Linked DNA regions of Homo sapiens: region 2 is linked to region 1. A link is a contact called in ENCODE Hi-C or POLR2A ChIA-PET data. All regions are on one chromosome and are shown on one strand. Each heading gives the region's core, a stretch centred on a gene start or an enhancer-like site at or near the end of the contact. The rest is flanking DNA. Distances are from core to core; before and after follow the strand shown.

Region 1 (3,494 bases), core at 466-2,965:
TTGTTTTATCCACAGAACTTGTTAGTGGTTGCTTTATTTTCTTGTATACGGTTTTGCTCTTTTTTTTTGAGACCGAGTCTCGTTTTGTCATCCAGGCCAGAGTGCAGTGGTGTGATCTTGGCTTACCGCAACCTCCGCCTCCCAGGTTCAAGTAATTCTCGTGCCTCAGCCTCCTCAGTAGCTGGGATTACATATGCGCACCACCACGTCTAGCGAATTTTTATATTTTTAGTAGAGACATTTGCCATGTTGGCCAGGCTGGTCTCGAACTGCCGACCTTGTGATCTGCCTGCTTTGGCCTCCCAAAGGGCTGGGATTACAGGTGTGAGCCACCGTGCCTGGCCTGTTTTTCTCTTTTCAGTGAGGGGCTTTGTCACGTTGACTGCTGTGTCCCCAGCACCAAGTGTCGTGTCCCACACATACCATATGCACTCAATAAAGTACAGAAAAAAATAAAAAAGCCCCCTGTGACCCCAGCTGCCTGTCCACAGCTAAGAGAGCCAAGGAGACCCTGAGCAAAGCAAGGCCAACCACATCATTTCTCTCAGGAATCTGGAGCTGGGAATCAGAGTGCCGTGGTAATGTGCAAATGCGAAAGCTGTCAGGTGGGCATATTCTGGCTTATAAGCCAGAGAAAGAAAAAAAACCCAGCTTAGAGAGAAGGAAACGGTGTTTGTGAAGCAGTAGGGAGCACTGTGAGCCTTTTAGGCCTGATCCCACACGCCTTCTAGGGCCTGCTGTGCCTCAGCCTTGAGTCTTCTAACCTTATAATGAAGTTCTGTGTTTCAGGTTAGGCCAGCGGGAGTTGGCACCTGCTACCTACAACCACAGAGTCTGGCTCAGTATTACCTACAATCACAATCATGTTTTTAAAATTCACAGCAAAAAGATGTGGTGAAAACGCCCCACAATGTTTGCCTCTGAGTGGTGGGACTACCTAGTTTTCTACATTTTCTTTGTTTCTTTTTTCTTTTTTTGGAAACAGGATCTCGCCAGTTGAGTGCAGTGGCACTATCTTGGTTCACTGCAGCCTCAACCTCCTGGGCTCAAATAATCCTCCCACCTTAGTCCCCTGAGTGGCTGTGACCACAGATGTGTTCCACCACGCCTGGCTAACTTTTGTATTTTTTGTAGAGATGGGTTTTGCCATGTTGCCCAAGATAGTCAAGAACTCCTAGGCTCCTGGCTGGGCGTGGTAGCTCACGCCTGTAATCCCAGCACCTTGGGAGGCCAAGGCAGGCAGATCACAAGGTCAGGAGTTCGAGACCAGCCTGGCCAACATAAGAGAAACCCCATCTCTAATAAAAATACAAAACATTAGCTGGGTGTGGTGGTGGGTGCCTGTAATCCCAGCTACTCATGAGGCTGAGGCAGAAGAATGGCTTGAACCCAGGAGGTGGAGGTTGCAGTGAGCCAAGATTGCGCCATTGCATTCCAGCCTGGGTGACAGAGCGAGACTCCATCTCTAAAAAAAAAAGAAACAAACAAAAAAAAACTCCTAAGCTCCAGTGACCCACACTCTCCTTGGCTTCCCAAACTGCTGTGATTATAGACATGTGCCACCACACCTGACCAGTTTTCTATATTTTATAAAGCAAGTATGTGTTACTTTTATAATAATAGACTTGGTCAATTCTAGTAGATCGTGTTCTATCCACTTTAGGAAGAAGAACTGAGAGGTGAAGCAGTAAAATGACTCACCGAAGTTGATGAAAGTGTGCCTGGGGCTTTCTGATGCACAGGCCCATATTCCCCCCGCCATCCCCCAGGGAGTCTTTGGCTGGTAACTGTGCTTTTCATCCCCAAATGCTACATTTCAGTTACTTATGGCCATAATAAATTATCTCACTAAGGTGAAAGAAAACTTCTTCTTGTAGGCTAATTCTAGTCAGTTGGGGGTGATGGTCCATACGGCTGTGTTGAGCAAGTTTCTGAGACAGCATTCAGACTTGGTAGGAAGTGCCATGACTGGCGAACGCTGCCTGGCCCAAGTGTAGTGAGGTGGGGAATGAAATGGAGGAAAGTTCTGTTCTAATTCTTTCTCAGATGCAGGGCAAACCTCTGCTTTATGAGAGGGAGAAAAACAGGCAGAAAGGGATACACCTGTATCACATGTACTTCCATCTCTGGTGTGCACGTTACAAGAAGTTCTAACTTTATTGTACAAGGATGGCATTATGATGACATAAAGAATAAGGGAGTGGCTGTATAAATTCTGCTTTGCTTTAAAAATTATCTTTGTTTGAAATTTTGCTGCACTTTCCTTAGCTAGCTGGTGGCCAAAGGGCTGACTTGTCATGGAGTGGGGGATGGAGGGTGTCAGATGATGGGTTCAATGTCAGCATTGCTGGGTAGAGGCCTGAGGGCGGTGCTTGTGGCCTATTTGTGGGCTGCATGGGTTGGCCCCCCCTGTGGCTTTAATTCCTAAATAAATCTCACAGAACTGCTGATTCATCTCACTTGCTTTCTTGAAGTGCATTCACCAGCCCCACCTAGTTTTAAGAAAGCTCCTTAAGTGACCCAGAGGTCCTCTTGGGTGAGCAGCCCTGTCTTGGGTCCAGTAAAACAACAGGGAGGAGGGGCAAACAATCCAAACAGCATCACAGGAGCAGGCCACAAGCTGTTACTTAGGAACCAAGGGAGATTAAGCTGATGCAGGAGGACTGGGCAAAAACCCAGAGGCCAGACAACAGAGTGGGCCAGTGGCTTTCTCCCTCTCCAGCGGCAAACAATCCTGTCCCCTCCCCTGCTTCTCCTGCAGTCCCCGCTCTTGTCACCCTAGCTACTGGCAAACCCCACGGGTACCTGCAGACAAATCTCAGCTTCCTGGGCCCAGCACACACTGTTTCTATGCTAGGTGTGTAGGGAGGACTGTTCATCTTTGCAGCTGTGTGGGTAGGGGATGGCCCTGGGCAGGGGCAGTGGGATGAAGCAGCCTCCCTGAGACTCTCTGGGAGTCCTGAAGGCTGAAGCTCACGCTGCTCTGCAGTCCGGGCTGGAGAGGTTTTACATATTTGTGCAGTGGATCATAATGTTACCTCACCACGCACCCAGCAGCCAGCATCTCCAAAATGCAGGGGAAGTTGAAGAGATGAGCCAGGGGACTGCAAACCTCTTTTCCACCATTAAATAAAATTTGTAGGAGGCCATTGGTTTGGACTAGGCTCCCGTTCTGGGCCCAACAGGCCGAACCAACGTGGAGTCATCCGTGCTAAATGAAACAAACAACTTGGATGTACACACTGTAACAGATGGCTGAGTTTTGGTAGTTCCAGCAGCTGAGCTTAAGTCAATAGTAGGTAGCCAGCTGATTCACATAAGGCTGTAACTAATTAACCTCAGTTCCTCACTTCTGTTTTCTAAACATAAATATTGCTTGACCATGTGGCTTATTCTTCAAACATTTTTCTGGTCCTGAGGTCTGCCCAATTCTAGAATCATGAATAAAAGCCAATGAAGATCTTTAAATGTGTTGTAATCTGGTCTTTTGGACA
Region 2 (3,343 bases), core at 585-3,084, 440 kb before region 1:
TGCACTGATTTTTCAAATGCAAATTCCACCAAAATTTATAGGGATGGCCATGAACACTGAAAAAGATCATCAGAGCTATAAATGGATACTACTGCCTTAAAAGCTGATTAAAGGGAAATGATGGCTCACCTGTATCTACATTCATATTAACTGCTATTTTGGTGCTTAAGCAAATGAACACATTACTTTTAGGTTTTCAGAAAGAATGCAGCATATATATATTTCTCACAATTACTCTTAAGAGCTGCTGAAAAAGTATTTTTTTAGACCTAACCAAGTAAGACAAAATGCCACAAAGTCGAGAAAGTTCATTTTACCTCATTGTTTGTTATTTAAACAAATAATTTTGGAAAAAAAAAGTCACTGTGATATACTCAATAATAAAGAGTAAGACTTCTAAAGTATCCTCACGATTCCTGGAGCTTACTACTATTAACACAGTAAATTACATGCCACGATATGTTGGAGAAGGTCTGAAGAAATGTCTGGCATTACTTGGTAACTGAAGTACATAACATAAAATACCAATTTACACACACACACACACACACACACACACACACACATATATATATATATATACCTAGTCCTGTGATGACAATTCAGAATATGATCTTACATTTGAGTACCCACAGGATGGGGTGGGAGAAACTACGCCTAAGAAGCTACAAAATCTATTTTGGTCAAGAAACAATGCTGTTCTTAACTTAAGAGACCTTAACAGGCCGGGCGCAGTGCCTCGCGCCTATAATCCTAGCATTCTGGGAGGCCGAGGCGGGTGGATCACGAGGTCACGAGATCGAGACCATCCTGGCTAACACGGTGAAACCCCGTCTCTACTACAAACGCAAAAAATTAGCCCAGACGTGGTGGCAGGCGCCTGTTGTCCCAGCTACTCGGGAGGCTGAGGCAGGAGAATCGCTTGAACCCAGGAGGCGGAGGATGCAGTGAGCCGAGACCGCGCCACTGCACTCCAGCCTGGGTAACAGAGCGAGACTCTCAAAACAAACAAACAAACAAAAAAAAACCCTTAATAAAAATGGCCATGGACACATACATATACTAGGTTATTAAATCTGGCTAACACTGAACTTTAAGAACAATCACGTTTTTGGATAAAGAAAAGGGCAGTCATACTTTTAGAGCCTCATCCACATTATTTTAAACAAAAAACTTAAAATATGGTCGAGAACTAACAGGCTTCCAGCCTGAATTCAACACCCACCCTCGTGATAAAACTAAAAAATCGGACAGTCTGTAAGTAAAATACAGGGACACTTTACTACCCTGAAAATCATGCTGGGTTCCCGCTACGCCGGGCAGACGTTTTCAGGAGCATCACCGCGCGGCGTCTCGGACGCACTTCTCCTGGCGCCCTCCGGGCGGCAGCGCTCTCGAGACACTGTTGCTTCGCCGTCACGCCCGTCGTTGTCACGCCCTTCCCCGCGGACACCGAGAATGACCCATAGCGGAAAATTCTACCGCACTACCTCCCTGAGGCAGCGACCGGTAAGAAACAACCTTTTCTTCAGGCTTCCCACCACCCAAACACAGTCGCAGTCAACTGGCCACTATCACCCACCACCCTGCAGGAACAATTACCCAGCCTCACCCCAAGAACGCGCGGAGAGGAGGTGCCAAAAGAAATTCTGTTCTCGCGAAGTCTTAAACTTAATCCTCGCGACGTCTCTGTTCCTGTCGTTCTTTCTCAGCCCTAACCCACACCAGCGCGTTGCCTCGGAAACATCGCGAGATTTTGTTCCTTCAGTCTCCGCCCCTTTACGGCACGATGGTCGCGCAAGAATGTAATAGAGCTTCGACGGCCGCCATTTTCTTTCTTTCTTAGCTGTTAGCTGAGAGGAAGTCTCTGAACAGGCGGCAGCGGCTCTTATAGTGCAACCATGGCAGACTATTCAACAGTGCCTCCCCCCTCTTCTGGCTCAGCTGGTGGCGGTGGTGGCGGCGGTGGTGGTGGAGGAGTTAACGACGCTTTCAAAGATGCACTGCAGAGAGCCCGGCAGGTAAGTGTGGACCGCGCGGCGGAATCCCGAAAGCTCACGGTAATTGGCCGCTGACTGAGTAGGCCGCTACCCTTAAGCGCATGAGGAAGAGGAAAGAGGTGTTCTTCCGGGCTGAAATGTGAAGAGACACGTTTCCCCATGTTGGTAATAACGATTAGAGACCAGAACCCAGTTTTGTGTTCTTGGTGCCTAATCCACTTAGAACCCCGACGCGTGCTACGCAAAGAAGGCCTGAAGTCTTTCTCCCGCTTCTGCGGCACTCGCGTGTCTCCAGTGAGCTAGTTTAGATAAAGATCCTCTTCCAGGGGATAAAGCGCAGTTAGTTTCACACAATTTAATGGAAGGTTCTGGTAATGAGTTTGGGAAAGAACTAGGGTCTGTCCTGGAGCCATAGCAAGGGAAGGGATTTATCATTAAAGTAGCCTTTACAGCTCATTTCCGTTCTCTCTCGCAATTAAAACCGCTTTCAGTACCATTCACCGTCACACCTCTACAAGGAAGGGACTTGAAAGCAGCCTTTTTCTGGGCGGGATTTACGTGTCAGTCTGTTCCACCAGTCCGCCCCCCTTATTTCTCAAAATGGCCTCAGGCCCATTATACCAGAGGTTTCAATTTGAATCTGCCTCTCAGTTCAGAGTCGTAAACTGACCAGACCTCTTTGTATTACGTAGTGCGTGCATTTGCCCTGAAGGCACCACTTTCCCAGACGAAAGCTGTTAAAATAGTGCGTGTATTCCAGGAAAATAAAAGATACCTTAATTTGAACTTTACATTCTTAGATAGTCCCCTAATATATTTAACATTTCAAAATGTATGGTGTTGGTATAGATTTGCATGTAAGCAAAAGAATCCTATTCTCTGTGACACTATGCATATTGTACTAGGTGCTGGGCATTTTTTACTAGTTTTAAGCTAATGATAATTAGAAACCAGTGTTGTGCTGTGTTTTCGTTGCATTAGGAGTTCACTTAGTTAACTTTTTACCGGGACAGTTGAAGGAACATTGAGTCAAAATTAGAATTCATAAAATCCGTTGTAACACATCTAATGTGAACGCATTATAAACATGTACCTGTACTTTTTTATAACCAGAAATACTAGGAGTAGTCAACAAAAGGTCATCATTAATATTAGTTCTGCGGTTTTTTCCACGTAATTTAAGAAATTCTGAACATGTTTAGCAACAAGCATATAACTATGACAAACACTCTTAGCGTGTTTTATTAGATTGATTTGTAAAACTTAAGGGAACTATTTTATTTACTGGAACCAACTATTTTATTTTACCAGAACCAGCACATTGGATTAATTGGTATCGCACA

The links. Hi-C counts contacts between places; a loop is a spot of excess contacts on that map. ChIA-PET counts read pairs that join two places held with the same protein, here RNA polymerase II (POLR2A). Pooled maps may share reads with other maps.
Region 2: a pooled map shows a loop between it and region 1 (3-fold over the local background). The contact joins the promoter of FUBP1 here to the enhancer-like site in region 1. A Hi-C loop is called at or near these places in 2 of 50 pooled maps. POLR2A ChIA-PET finds 5 or more read pairs at or near these places in 4 of 52 experiments (OCI-LY7, SK-N-SH, activated CD4-positive, alpha-beta T cell and 1 more).

The regions. Positions count from the first base shown.
Region 1 is chr1:77,538,897-77,542,390 of GRCh38, reverse strand. The region is part of intron 13 of AK5 (adenylate kinase 5); the gene reads right to left. Among named protein-coding and RNA genes, the nearest start is that of ZZZ3, 140 kb to the left of the region's middle. Within about 2 kb of position 1,715, at least 14 of the 41 ENCODE cell types and tissues checked have a DNase peak (open chromatin) inside an H3K27ac peak, as active enhancers do; they include OCI-LY7, where a contact is called at or near this core.
Region 2 is chr1:77,977,563-77,980,905 of GRCh38, reverse strand. FUBP1 (far upstream element binding protein 1) reads left to right here and starts at 1,834. Exons shown (of 20, transcript NM_003902.5): 1 at 1,834-2,021. The coding sequence starts at 1,902. It also overlaps a transcript of DNAJB4 not described here. RefSeq lists enhancers at 1,361-1,420, 1,431-1,580, 1,891-2,020, 2,031-2,090, 2,101-2,150 and 1 more.